3 separate regions of the Homo sapiens genome follow, and all the other regions are linked to region 1. A link is a contact called in ENCODE Hi-C data. All regions are on one chromosome and are shown on one strand. Each heading gives the region's core, a stretch centred on a gene start or an enhancer-like site at or near the end of the contact. The rest is flanking DNA. Distances are from core to core; before and after follow the strand shown.

Region 1 (4,393 bases), core at 841-3,340:
GGAAGGTTAAGTGATTTCTGCTCCAGCTCAGTGAGGCGAGGTCAGGGGCCGGCCAGAGAATGGATGTCCTCATGCACCAAAGAGAAAGGAGTCATTGCCCAGCCTCTACCATTAGCCATTGCTCATCGGCTGTTTAGGAAGCAGGGGCATTAATTTTGCTTGTTCCACGCGTGGTGTTTTATGAAATAAGGGGAGAGAAAAGGCCTATTTGTCAGTCAGGGCTCCTGGCTTCAAGTGACAAAATTCCCAATTCAAAGTGGCTGAAGCGACGGAGAGAGTTTATCGGCTCATGTTACTGAAAAGTCCAGGGGTTGGGTGAGTTTCAGGCACAGCTGGATCCAGGGGCTCACAATGGCACCACCAGGACTCATTCTCTCCATTCCTCTGGGTGTTGTTGTTGTTGTTGTTTTGGGTTTTTTTAGATGGAGTCTCGCTTTTGTTGCCCAGGCTAGAGTGCATTGGCATAGTCTTGGCTCACTGCAACCTCTGCCTTCCGGGTTCAAGCAATTCTCCTGCCTCAGCCTCCCTTGTATTTTTTGGTAGAGACAGGGTCTCGAACTCCTGACCTCAGGTGATCTGCCCACCTTGGCCTCCCAAAGTGCTGAGATTACAAGCATGAGACACCACGCCTGGCCCTCTGGGTTGGTTTTATTCTCAGGCAGGCTCTCCCGTCCTAAGGTAAGAATCTCACTGATACCCGACTACATCATGTGACCCTCCTTTGGACCAATGACTGCTGTCAGAGGATGGGATGACCTGATTGGCCAAGCCTTGGTCATGTGCTCCTCCAGGAGCCAGGGAGGCGGGGTCAGCCCCACCTGAACTACAGATGATGAGAGAAAAGAAGAAAGCTGTTTTCCTCAACGAGATCCGGGGCGCCATTACCAGGAGGAACAGATGCTGAGTTGGTAAAAGCAACAGCTGTCCCCAACAGAAGCAAACTCCTATTTCCCAGGCCCCTTGGCTAAGTCTCACCACCACCCATTTTACAGCTGAGTAAACTGAGGTCTTGGAGGTGAAGTCAGTCTCCTTCTTTGGTGATGCAGTCGGCACCCCAGTCCCAATCTAGGTCTGATTCATGCTCAGGCTGTTCACATTGACCAGCGTGCATCTCTAATCCTGCCCTCCAAGAAGCCTGCACACAGTTGGTGTGCAATAAATGCACAGCACATCAAATTGTTGTTAAGAGTCTGCCCCTGCCCACTGGACCATAAGATGCCTGAGGGCAGAGACCATGTCTGTCCTGTTCACTGTGGCACCCCAACACCCAGAGCGTAGTAGGTGCCCCCCCCAACGCTTGGTAAATGAATGAATGACTCCCTGGCGTATAGTACGCGCTCCACAAATACTGGACAAACATGTATCTCTGTGGATGCTCCACAAATACCTGCTAAGTGAATGCAAGTCTGTCTAGGGCCTCACGCACAGTAGGTACTCCACAAACAGTGGTAAATGAACAGATTCTTAGTGCCTGCACATAGTGGGTGCTTAGTAAATATTTAGTGAATCAATGAGTGGATCTCGATGGGAACCAAGCTGCCTGGATGCTCAAATATTTCCAGATCATTAACAAGATAGAGAGAGGAGAGAGATTAGGGGGCTGGTGGGGGAGGAATGAATGAGTGAAAGAATGAATGAAGGAAGGAAGGAATGACAGAAACCTTTGCTGGACTTTAGTGCTCAGACAAGGATCCACAGTCCTTGCGGCTCCACAGCGAGAATCAAGGCTGCCTGGAAGGAAGACCCAGTTTTGGAAAGGGCGCTGGGTCTTTGTGAGCTAGGAGAGGGGGCGGCGGGGCTGGCAGCAGAGTCAGGAGGAAGGGAGGTCAGCCAGGGCGGGCGAGCAACGGGGCCGTGCCAGGGACACCGCGCCCCGGGCAGGGCCTGCTCCCCCTGCCCCGACCTTGCCTCCCGTTCCACAATAGAGCATCCATTGTAAGTGGGTAATTGGGTTCCGGCACATCCCCTCCCCCGGCTGGGGGTGGAAGCAAAGGGAAACACAATCTGTTTTCTATTTGTCACGGCTGCCAAGACGCCACTCCCTCCCCCAGCCTCCGCTCTGGCTGGCCCGCTGAGCCACAGCCGCTGCGACATTCCTTGGCCTGGGCTGAGCCTGCATTCAGAGCTGCCCACCCCCGCTGGCTGACCCAAGAGAAACCACGTGACAGAGACCCAGAATCAGCCTCAGGGGCCTCCTGGCCTCGTTCCCCAGCCTCCCCCATGGGAAGCCAAAACCACAGCCCTCGCTGGAGGCTTTCCACCCCAAGGAGGACTCACATCCTGGCTCCCTCTCTTTTTAGCTGTGTGACCTTGAGCCAGTCACTCAGCCTCTCTGTGCCTGTTTCCTTCTCTAAAATGGGGAGGATAGTAATGATAGAGAGGCCCTCTTGCGTGTTAAACATACTCCTCCAGGCAGAGTGCAGAGCACATAGAAAGGGTTTGGTCGCTGTTAGCTGTCATTTGATTTATTCTTTTAGGGAGTGAGTGGGACCTTCCTGGTTTCAGTGTAATTCGCAGAGTTGGGTGTCTCTGTTCCCGAACAATTTGAAGTGGGGGAGACAAGGGTAAATGCTCAGGGGGCCCCATGCCTGAGCCGCAGGCTGCCTCACTGCACTGCCCACTCACACGCAAAGGGCCTGTTGGATGCCTCATGTGCGCCCAGCTCACACTGACCTGACAGGAGAGGATCAGAGAGGTGAGAGGAGGAACATACAGAAAAGTCAAAGGTCTGAGCTCTGCCTATGAGGGGCTGGCGACCCGTAGTGTTGGGTTAGAAAGCAAACAGGCTCTGCTGACATGTCCCTAAGCCCCTGAGTTCTGTGGGAGTTGGGGAACTGCAGCAGGCTTGGAGGACTTCCTGGAGGAGGGGAGCCAGGTTTGAATCCTGCCTCTGCTGTGGGTCTTGGGCAATGTCTTCACCGCTCTGGACTTTGTGATTTCATCTTTTGGGGACTTCTTCAAGAAAAAGAACAGCACAAGTCAGCCAGGCCTTTAACAGGTAAGGTTAGGGCAATTTCAGAAGAAACCAAGACACCTTGAACTTGGCTTTCGTTGTTGGATGAAATCCCGGGGTGGCCTTGACTTGGATGTTCAGAGTAATCCTGCTTCAGCCCCGCAAAGGGCCTGTGTGGACAGATGTGCACCTGGGGCTCCAACCCCAAGCCCCTCCACACCTTGGGCAATCACTGAACCTCCCAGACTCAGTCTCCACATCTGTAAAAGGGGACTTCAGAGGCACCAGCGTGAGAGCTTAAGCTAACAGACTTGGCACACAGCAACTGTTCAATAGATCTTAGCAACTACCCCTAATTCCCAGAGGCAGAGGCGTCTGAGAAAAGCGGAGGCAACAGACAGCAGAGGCCACAGCTTATTTGTGGACAGCAGCGGGGCCCTCACTCCCCTCTTGATGAATAAACCTGCACATGGTAGTAATGGTCCACATGAGTTCTTTCATGACCTCAGGTGCATAAAATCGGATTAATCATTGTCTTGTGACTCACTCCCATGGTTGGTGAAGCCTGACCTGTTTTGTTTTATGGGTTTATTTCTTCATTTCTTTTTGTGGTTTTGAATTTGTTTCACAATATAATGGACACTCATGAAGCTACCCCCAATGCAAGAACAGAACATAGGCAGGGACACATCTGCCCCCAGACTCTCCCCAGAAGTAAGCCCCACTCCTCGATTTAAATAAACACGTATTTTGTCCTCACTGTGGGCTTTGGGCATGAGCATGTTTGTGCCTAAACCGGTGCTTCTCACACGACAGTGTGCTCAGTCACTTGGGAGACTGTGGCCCAGCCCAGAGCATCCAACTCAACAAGTCTGGAGGAGAGCCCGAGAATGTGCATTGCCAACACGTTTCCAGGAGCTTTTGCTGCTGCAGCTCTGGGACCACACACTTCGAGAAGCTCACCCTAAAGAATGTATTATCAGGCCGGGCGAGGTGGCTCACACCTGTAATCCCAACTCTGTGGGAGGCCAAGGCGGGAGGATCACTTGAGGTCAGGAGTTTGAGACCAGCCTGACCAACATGGTGAAATCCCGTCTCTACTAAAAATACAAAAATTAGCTGGGTGTGGTGATGCACGCCTGTAATCCCAGCTACTCAGGAGGTTGAGGCAGGAGAATTGCTTGAACCCGGGAGGCAGAGATTGCAGTGAGCCGAGATGACGCCACTGCACTCCAGCCTGGGTGACAGAGTGAGACTTTCAAACAAAAAAAAAAAGAATTGATTATCGAGTCATAGTTGTTTTTAAACCTCCTAACACAAGGGTCATGGTGTATGTGGTCTTCTGTGACTAGGTTTTAGGTTTTGTTTTTTAACTCTCCACAGATGAGTCTTGATTTTACCTGAAGTGAGATTGACTCCGGGCACTTTGGTAGTGTCTGG
Region 2 (4,393 bases), core at 505-3,004, 400 kb before region 1:
GCGCAGCCCTGGAACACGCACAGCTGAGGCCCGGTGATGAGCAGCTGGGTGACTGTAAGGTACGCGAGGGCTCTCAGCCTCGGTTTCCCCATGTGGAGAGGCCCAGGGCAGTGCCCCACAGCCACCGCCACCCCTCCTAGAACTGGGCCCGTGTGCCTGGCCCTGGGCCATACCTGCGTGATGGAGCCCTCCTTGAGCGGCCGCGGGGCCAGGGGCAGCTCGGGCGTGTGCCGCAGCTCCTCGCGCGGGATCTCATGGATGGAGCGGCCCGCCTCCTTCACCGTGGCCACCAGGCCCTCATGGGCCGGCTTCAGCTTCAGGGGGCCCAGGGCCTGCGTCTTGTAGGCCTCGGTCAGGTCCCGTGAGGGCGGTGGGGGCGGAGGCGTGCCCTCCCGCTTTAGGAGCTTGGCCTCCCGACGCAGGTAGTCCTCCTGTGCCTCCACGTAGGACCGAGGGATCCCTGCCGGGCCGACAGCACTGACCCTCACGCCCCGCCCCACCCAGACCCATCAAGAGCCTCCACACCAGTGGGTTCTGGAGCTAGTCTGCCTGAGTTCAAATCCCCACTTGCTGTGTGACCTTGACCAGGAAATCTGACCTCTCTGGGCCTCAGCTTCTTCACACATAAAACAAGAATATTAACTGAACCACCTCAGCAAGTCGGGAACACTATGAAATCATGAAGCTAAAACCACAGGCTGGGTGCAGTAGCTCACGCCTGTAATCCCAACACTCTGGGGGGCTGCGGCAGGCAGACAGCTTGAGCTCAGGAGTTCGAGACCAGCCTGGGCAACATGGTGAAACCCCACCTCTACAAAAATACAAAAATTAGCTAGATGTGGTGGTGTGCATCTGTGGTCCCAGCTACTTGGGAGGCTGAAGTGGGAGGATTGTTTAAGCCTGAAAGGCGGAGGCTGCAGTGAGCTGAGATCGTGCCACTGCACTCCAGCCTGGGCAACAGAATGAGACCCTGTCTCAAACAGCAACAACAACAACAAAATAAAAAAATAAAAAATAAAACCCACAAAGCTGCCAAGTTCACAGTAGCTGGCTGTGCCATGGACCAGCCGCGAGAACCTGAAAGAGTTCTCGGAGCTCTCCAAGCCTCTCCCAATCGCATGTGCCTCACCAGGATGTTCTGTAAAACGATACGCAGGTGGCACCTGGGTTAGTGCCAAGCACAGGACAGTTGCTATGTGACACCTAAAAGCACAGGGGTGATCGGTGGTATTTTGCTTTTTGTTTTTGTTTTGAAATAAGTAAGAGACACCCTTGCTCCGTAGCTCACGTACTGATCATGTACATGTGTGCTGCAGGCCTTTCTGCATACTTGTCCTGAGTTCCCACCACACTCTGGCTGTGTCTCTCCCTCCCGCGCCCTGCGTGACTGTACACCCGTTGGGGGCAACGAGGGAGCAGGGAACAGGGCAGTACCTTGTGTGATGGACCCGCGGATGTGGTGCTGCTCTTTGAGGTGGTGGGGGCTGTGTCGCTCCGGCGGGATGGCACGGCCCATGAGACCTGGGTAGGAGAGGGTGAGGCCATCATTCCGTGGCTCCCTGAGCCGACACTGGGCAGTGACAGGGGTCAGTGTTTACAGCCGCCAGTGGTCATCCCCACGATGATGGTGGAGTAGGACCCAGCACGGGAAGGTCCCTGCGCTACCTCCAGATGGAGCCTCAGAAAGCCCAGCCTCGGTTTCCCCATCTGTAAAACGGGGTCAGCCATCCCCCCACCGCCCACCAGGGGGCACCGAGAGATGAAGTCTCCTCCCTGCTATCACCTTCGATGCTGGCTGAGGAGATGGCTCTGCCCACGCGGCCCTCCATCATGTCATAGGTGCGCTTGGGGGCGGCCGTCTCATGGGGGGGTCCTGAGCTGCTTCTGCCGTCCTCCTTGGAGCACTGGGTCACAGACATGCCACCTGGAAACCACACAAAGCACTCGGTGAGGAGCTGGGCACGGGCCCAGGACCACGGTGGGCAGGCAGGACAGGCAGAGCCGGTAGGCAGGAGCCAGCAGTGCTTCCATGCTGGCCCCGTCACAAAGCCTCACAGCCGAGGCCTCCAGAGGGAGCTGGCAGCCTGCAGGCCCTGGGGGCCTGCCAGCAGGACCCAGGAGCTTTTCCAGGGGGTTGCACGGTGGGAGATGCAGGGCACGCTGCCTGCACCCTGTACCCTAGCCCTCCAGGGTGCTCTGTCTGCAAGCAAGGGTGTGCCTGTGACCACATGAGCACGTGAGTCTGTGTCCACACCCACGGGTGCCGACATGGGGCGTGAACAAGTGCACACACATGCACGTGAGCAAGGACGCATCAGCAGTGTGTGGATGTGTGGCAGGCAGGAGCACACGTGCACCGATACATCAGCAGCAGAGTGTGGATGTGTGGCAGGCAGCAGCACGCGTGCACCGATACAGCAGAGTGGAGGTGCGGGCAGGCAGGAGCACGCGTGTGCACCGATACATCAGCAGTGTGTGGACGTGTGGCAGGCAGGAGCACGCATGTGCACTGGCACGGGTCTTGTGTGTGCAGGAGTGGATGTGGGCACATGCACGTGAGCCTGGCTGCTGAGAACTAAGTGGGTCCATGTACACACATGTACCAGGGTGCAGGCAGTACACGGCTTTGTATGTATACACGTGTCACACCCAGAAACCTGTGCCGATGTGCATGTGAGTGTCCGACCACAAGTCTGCGTGTGCACGGAGAGGTGTGTGTTGCAGGCAGTGGTGAGGGGTGGCAGGGGTGGCCTCGCCAGGCCAAAGGAGCCTACATGGGCCCGGCTCACTGCTCCCCGGACAGGCAGAGAGGTGAACAGACGGAGGTGGCCCCCGAAGGTAAAGGCTGGGCTTTGCCCATCTAGCCAGGGCTCTCCTTCCAGGGCAGCCGAGTCCAGAGCTATCAGAAATGAGCCCCGGGAGCCCCCGCCCCACCCCTCAGAGGGAATGAGCAACTGACAGGCTCTCGGGCTTTTCAACCATTGCTTCGTGTGGCCCACGGCCCGTGAGCTACTCCAGGGGTTGCCAACAGGAGGGTACTAGGTTGCTGTTCAGAAAACGTTCCAAATTAATCGCCGATGTTTAAACATCGGGAGATTTCAGATAAAAACGGAGATGAGAAACCTGGCTGACCGGTGGCCGCAGGGGAGTGGACGGCGTGAGCAGGCACCACAGTCCTCCCCATTCCCTACAGTCCTCCCCACTCCCTACAGTCTCACACCTGCCGCTGCCTGCACTGCCTACCTGGCCCAGGGAGCAGACGAGAGTTTAAAGGCCCCGACTGAAACCCATGATGAAGACGATACGCTGAAGGCCTATAAAGGCTCAGGCACTGGTCTGGGGTCCCAAGGTGGGACTCTACCCAGTGACCTCTCAAGACAAGCTCTTGACTAACCCCACCACCAGCCCTTCCCAGGCTTCCCGCCACCCCCAGGGCACTCGGTCCAGGGGCACCAGGGCATGAGCTGGCACCCAAGACACAGCTGCAGGCCTGTCTCCAAGGCTATCTCTGTGGCAGCAGGGAGTGCATTATGTTCCTAAGCCACACGGTGCCACCTCCACCTCCCAGGCCTGGGGAGGGGGCTGCGGGCACAGGCGGAAGTGGATGGAGGAGAGGCAATTCCGGGCCTCGCAGCTGCAGTGCTGAGAGAGGCGCCCATTAGCAGCTTTCATCTCCACACCCCTGGGTGCCCTAGGCTGCCAGGAAATTCTCTTTCCCGGCACTCGATTCCCTTAACTCCTTCCTGGCAGGGTCTCCTCGTTCTGGAACCCAGAGCCTAGAGAGGGAGAGGATGGGGGCTCCGCAGCAAGAGCCTGGGACACAGTGGGGCGAGGGGCACTCTGGCCATGGCCTCTTTCATGGCCAATGAGAGAGTGCGTGGTTTGTCAGTACGGTGCTGGAGGCCTGGCGGCGTGAGCTCGGGCTTCTGTTCCGGGCCTCAGTTTCCCTCCTATGCTTCTAAAAAGGTTGGCCATGAGTTTGTTTTCTAAACTGTAAAGAACTGGGCAGAGGTGGGAGGCAGCTAAGGCCAACGCTTCCCTGCTGCTGGCTTGCATACCTGCAGGGATAAGGAGGTCACCACCTATCAGATTGTGCTTTCTGATGTCAATCCAGCCCTGCCTCCCTGTGAAGCTACCTCAGTGGGCCAAGCACACTCCTCCCCTGGTCCTGGGCCTCCTCTCCTCCTGCGACTCACCCTCATAGGACAAGACGTGGCCCTTCTTGCCTTCGTAGATGACGTGGCCCTTGGGCAGGCTGTCCTCCCGGCCGCGGTCCAAGCGACTCGGGCTGTCCTCGCCGATGATCCTGGTGATGGTGCCCTTGTACAGGACGTCAGCTGGCGTGCCCTGCAGGTGCAGAGGGGTGAGCGCCCAGGAGGCTGCAGCCCAGGAC
Region 3 (4,393 bases), core at 762-3,261, 270 kb before region 1:
ACACAGCAGATGCAGAAAACCTCTCAACTCGCTCTCCCAGGCATCTTCCCTTGCTCAGACTTTCCAAATCTCTTCACGGCCTGGAGCAATTACTGCGGCCAGGCTGGTCAGGCCCCAGCACCAAGCTCATCACACCTCCACCTTGTGGTCCAAGCAGAGAGGAGAGAGAGACAGACACAGAGACGAAGACAGACAGACAGATCGAGAAACAGAAATGGACATAGATGAAGACAGAAACAGAGACAGAAAGACAGAGACGTGGTGACAGACACACACAAACAGAAAGAGATAGAGATAGAGGGACACAAAGAGAAAGAGATGGAGAGGCAGAGACACAGACAGAGACAGACACAGAGACTAAGAGAGATCCCAGAGGGCGCACCACAGGCAGAGGCATTCCTGACAAGAAGAGGGAAAGCCAGGCAGGCAGAAAGAACCACAGAGCAACGGTAAGGGACGGAGACCCTCTAGAACCCACAGAGCAACGGTAAGGGATGGAGACCCTCCAGAACCCACAGGCCAGAGCGCACGGACGTGCTGGAGAGGCGGGCAGGCAGCAACTCACCCCTCGGGCCTGCTCTCTGCGCAGAGACAAAACGCGCACCTGGGGGACAACTGCCCACTCAGGGGTTGGTCACCCTCCAAGGCTGGGCCCTGAGCTGCCTGCGCACAAACACATGCACACACACGTGCACATGCACACACACGCACACACAAACACACGCACACATGCATATACACACATGCACACTCACGCACATGCACGGACACATGCACACACGTGCGCACACAAACACACATACACACGTGCAACACATGCACACTCACGCACACACACAAACACGCATGGACACACGCACGCACACACAGGTACATGCACGCACACAGGCACATGTGTGCACACACGCATACACACACACACACAAACACGCAGGGACACACACAGGCACATGCGCGCATACACACGCACATGCGCGCACACGCACACACACACCCGCACCCACACACAAACGCGCACACACACGCACGCGCGCGCGCATGCACACACACACCCTGGCCTGCTATCCATCCAGGCCCCACTTCAGGGGAGTTGTTCAAATGGAAACATCTCTCCCAGGAGGCTGAGCTAAAATTCTCTCCTGCCTTCTGTAACAACAAAACAAAACAAAAGAGGAGAAAGCAGATTCCAGTGCTAATGGGGGATGCCAGGCAGAGGGAGGAGGGCACCCCACCAGGGAGACCAGAGGGGAGACCCACAGCAGCAGGTCAACCTGGAGGCAGGCATGGGGTGCACTCCCAGCTGCCTGGGCCTGAATCCCGTTCCCCCACGTCCAGCTCGCTCAGCCTGGGGCCGTCTACAAAAGGGGGTCACAGACCCAGCCTCCTTGGGCTGGGAAGAGATCAGGGAATGACACTGGCTGGGCATGACTTGGCACGTGGCAGGCAGTCGGCGCTCACTTAATGGCACCCGCCATCACTGCAGCATTCTTACCACTGCGTGAATGCCTCCTGCGTGCCAGCCTCCTGATAAAGGAGGTGCCTCACCCTAGGGGTCAACCATTCAATCCAATCCGGCCGCACTGGGCAGAAAAGGGGACCCTGTAGGCCTGAGTGGCCACTTCCCTCCCCGGGGCTGTCTCCCAGTCCCCACCGCCCACCCCTACTCCCGCTGCAGGAGGAGGATGGCCTTTGCCCTGAGGCTGCTAAGGAGCTTAGGGTGCCCCAGGGCTGTGCAGGGAGGGGCCCGTGTCACAGCTGGCCGGGCACCAGGCTACAACAAGGATTAGGATGCCACCTGGCCACAGCCCCACCCTGGCCTGGGCAGTCAGACACAGCTGGGTGGCTGAGTGACCCTGGGGGACTGAAGCCTCTGGGGACACTGCCTGCGATTCCCCCACCAGCCCTGCCATCGGCATCCTCTGTGGAAGCTGGAGAGAGAACAAGCCTCCAGCCTGGTATGTCCTGAGCTTTACTGAAACCACAGCAAACTCCCACAGCAGCAAACCACAGGTGCTTAATCTGTGCACATCCTCACCACCGCCACCGTCTAGGTTCCACTTTCTGTTTCAAAGAGGAGTGAAATCAAAGGGCTGTGGAGGGCACTGGAGGCGTGGCAGGCCCCAGGCTGGACACACACGTGGGAGGTGTCGTTCTCCAGCCAAGAAATGGCCACGGGCCAAGCACCCCCAGGCGCCCTTGTCCGGCTGTGAGTTGTGAGTTCCTGCAAGGGCTGACTGGGCTCACAGGACCCTGGACTCCAGGCGAGTGGGGGAAGGAGGGGGAGCGGATGGGGGTAGGGGGTGGGGGAGCAAGGGAATGGGGGAGGTGAGTGGATGGGGGAGGGGCAAGGCCACTGGTGGGAGATGATGGCAGGCAGAACCCATGGGTGAGGGGCGGCTGGGAGGTGAGGGGGAGGGGCAGGTAATGAAGGCAAGGACAGATGGCCGCAGGCAGATGGGCTGGGTGGCGCTGGGTGGTGGCTGGGAGTGGCTCTGTGGTAGGGAGGTTGCCCCAGGGGATGAGCAGGGAGAGATGGCAGGAGCTGAGGAAGCAGGGGGTGAAGGGGAGTGAGCAGGACAGGGGGGCTGTTTGGGTGGAAAGAAAGAGAGGGAGGAAGAAGGAGGGAGGAAGGTGTAGAAGGAGAGAAGGAAGGGGAGGAAGGGCAGGAAGGATGTGCTGGAAGGGTTGGGCGTCGGGGCAGGGATGCTGGCTGGGGTACCCGAGGGGGCAGTGCCCGAGAGGAACTGGCATCGACACCAGTCCCAAGCCCAGACCCAAGTGCAGGCGGCCCAAGCCCCAGGCCACAGAGACCCCCTTCAAGGCCGGCAGGGCCCCTGTGGCTGAATCTCACACCCCAGGAGGACGTGGTGGGGCTGCAGCCTCAGCCATGAGTGGCCTCGAGAGTCCCCACAGGGCTAGCCACAGGTCTCCCCTGCCATGCAGGCCCTGGAGGGCAGCCAGGGCTGGAAGGAGCGAGGAAAGAGGAATGTGCCTGGGGGAGGGCGCTCCTGCGGAGGGCACAGCCGGTGCAAAGGTCCCCAGGTGGGAATGTGCCTGGCGTGTTTGAGGAACTCCAGGGTGGCCTGGGAGGCTGTACGTGAGCGGTTGAGAGGGCTGCTGCAGGGAGATGAGGTCAGGGAGGTGACGGGGCTGGATCACGCCGGACCTGCAGCCCATGGCAAGGATTTTGGCTTTTTCCTGCTTGAGACAGGAGCCATGGATGGTTTGGAGCACAGGGGGGAACACACAGGGGGATGCAGTCGTCTGCCTTTATAAGAGCCCTCTGGCTGCTGCTTGGAAGATAAACTGAAGGGAGTAGAGGGAGGCAGGAGCAGGGAGACCCAGGAGGAGGCTACTGCAAAGTTACTGGAGAGCAATGACGAGCTCAGGCCGGGGGTTGCCTCAGGTGTGGGCAGAAGGCTGGAATTGAGATATTTTAGGGCAGAGGTGTCAGGATTTGCTGATGGACTGGAAGTACGCAGGAGAGCAGGGAGGTGGCCAGGGTGGAGTCCCTGAGTGCCAACAAGAACACAGCTGCATCCGCCGGGGGAGGTTCCTGAGTGGGCTCTCAGGCGCATGTGGTCTGTTGGCTAGGAGTTCATTAACTGACCTCCACTTTCCTGTGACAACTTGGTGAGGCGGGGACTGCCCCAGTGGCAGGGAGGCCAAGCCAGCCAACGACCACACAGACACCCCAGCCCCTCCCTCCCCTGGCCCCAGAGGCAGCCCTGTGGGTATCTGGCAGGTGTGCAGGTGTCGGGGCCACAGCCACTCAGAGCAGGAGGGGAAGCCCAGCCATCCCAGCCCCAGGACGGCACCCCCACCTCCTGCCAGCCCAAGCCCACCCCAGGGATATCCCAGGTTCCACGCAGGTATCCTCTCTCCCCGAGAGAAGGCCGAGTCTGGCCCAGGTGGCCTGGCCCCGCAGCCAGACCACCACCCATGCCGGCTCACGGGTGCCAAATAGTTCCCACGCATGGGGCCCACAGCCGAGCCCTCTACCCACATGACCAGGTGACACCCTGCCCACAAGGTCCCAGATCAGTGAGGAAGAAATGGGGATCAGAGAGGCACAAAGGCAGCACAGCTGTGGAGGTGGGGGTGGTGGAAATCGCACCTGGGTCACCTGAGGGCAGATGGACGGAGGGCCCTGGGATAAGTGAGTGTGCCCAGGTGAGGCCTGGGCCCACCTGCAATGCCAGGCAGCCCCCCATGGAGATGCAGACGAGCCTGAAGTTGTCTGGCTCCCCTGCCCAAAGTGCATCCGTGGTCCCTCAGGCCTGGGTGGCTGCAGACTCAACCCACGCTAGCCCAGTGCCACACGGTGGCCCAAGGAGCAGCCAGACTGGGCAGTAGAAGGCGGCTTTGTCATTCTAGGGGTCCAGGCCATGTC

What was found. Hi-C counts contacts between places; a loop is a spot of excess contacts on that map. Pooled maps may share reads with other maps.
Region 2: a pooled map shows a loop between it and region 1 (2.5-fold over the local background). The contact joins two enhancer-like sites. A Hi-C loop is called at or near these places in 3 of 168 maps with a recorded cell type or tissue (endometrial microvascular endothelial cells, endothelial cell of hepatic sinusoid and vagina) and 3 of 50 pooled maps.
Region 3: a loop to region 1 is called in a map with no recorded cell type, with 4 times the contacts of the local background. The contact joins two enhancer-like sites. A Hi-C loop is called at or near these places in 4 of 168 maps with a recorded cell type or tissue (DLD1, astrocyte of the cerebellum, endothelial cell of hepatic sinusoid and 1 more), 2 of 37 single-sample maps with no recorded cell type and 5 of 50 pooled maps.

Annotation. Positions count from the first base shown.
Region 1 is chr12:124,744,106-124,748,498 of GRCh38, forward strand. No RefSeq gene overlaps it. Among named protein-coding and RNA genes, the nearest start is that of SCARB1, 120 kb to the right of the region's middle. RefSeq lists an enhancer at 827-876. Within about 2 kb of position 2,091, at least 33 of the 41 ENCODE cell types and tissues checked have a DNase peak (open chromatin) inside an H3K27ac peak, as active enhancers do.
Region 2 is chr12:124,346,391-124,350,783 of GRCh38, forward strand. NCOR2 (nuclear receptor corepressor 2) reads right to left here. Exons shown (of 49, transcript NM_006312.6): 30 at 4,197-4,347; 31 at 1,784-1,924; 32 at 1,435-1,521; 33 at 174-460. Among named protein-coding and RNA genes, the nearest start is that of MIR6880, 11 kb to the left of the region's middle. RefSeq lists a silencer at 1,633-1,927. Within about 2 kb of position 1,755, at least 3 of the 41 ENCODE cell types and tissues checked have a DNase peak (open chromatin) inside an H3K27ac peak, as active enhancers do.
Region 3 is chr12:124,478,545-124,482,937 of GRCh38, forward strand. All of the region lies in intron 5 of NCOR2 (nuclear receptor corepressor 2), which reads right to left. Among named protein-coding and RNA genes, the nearest start is that of NCOR2, 87 kb to the right of the region's middle. RefSeq lists enhancers at 308-817, 1,327-1,836, 1,837-2,344, 3,426-3,615, 3,626-3,715. Within about 2 kb of position 2,012, at least 16 of the 41 ENCODE cell types and tissues checked have a DNase peak (open chromatin) inside an H3K27ac peak, as active enhancers do.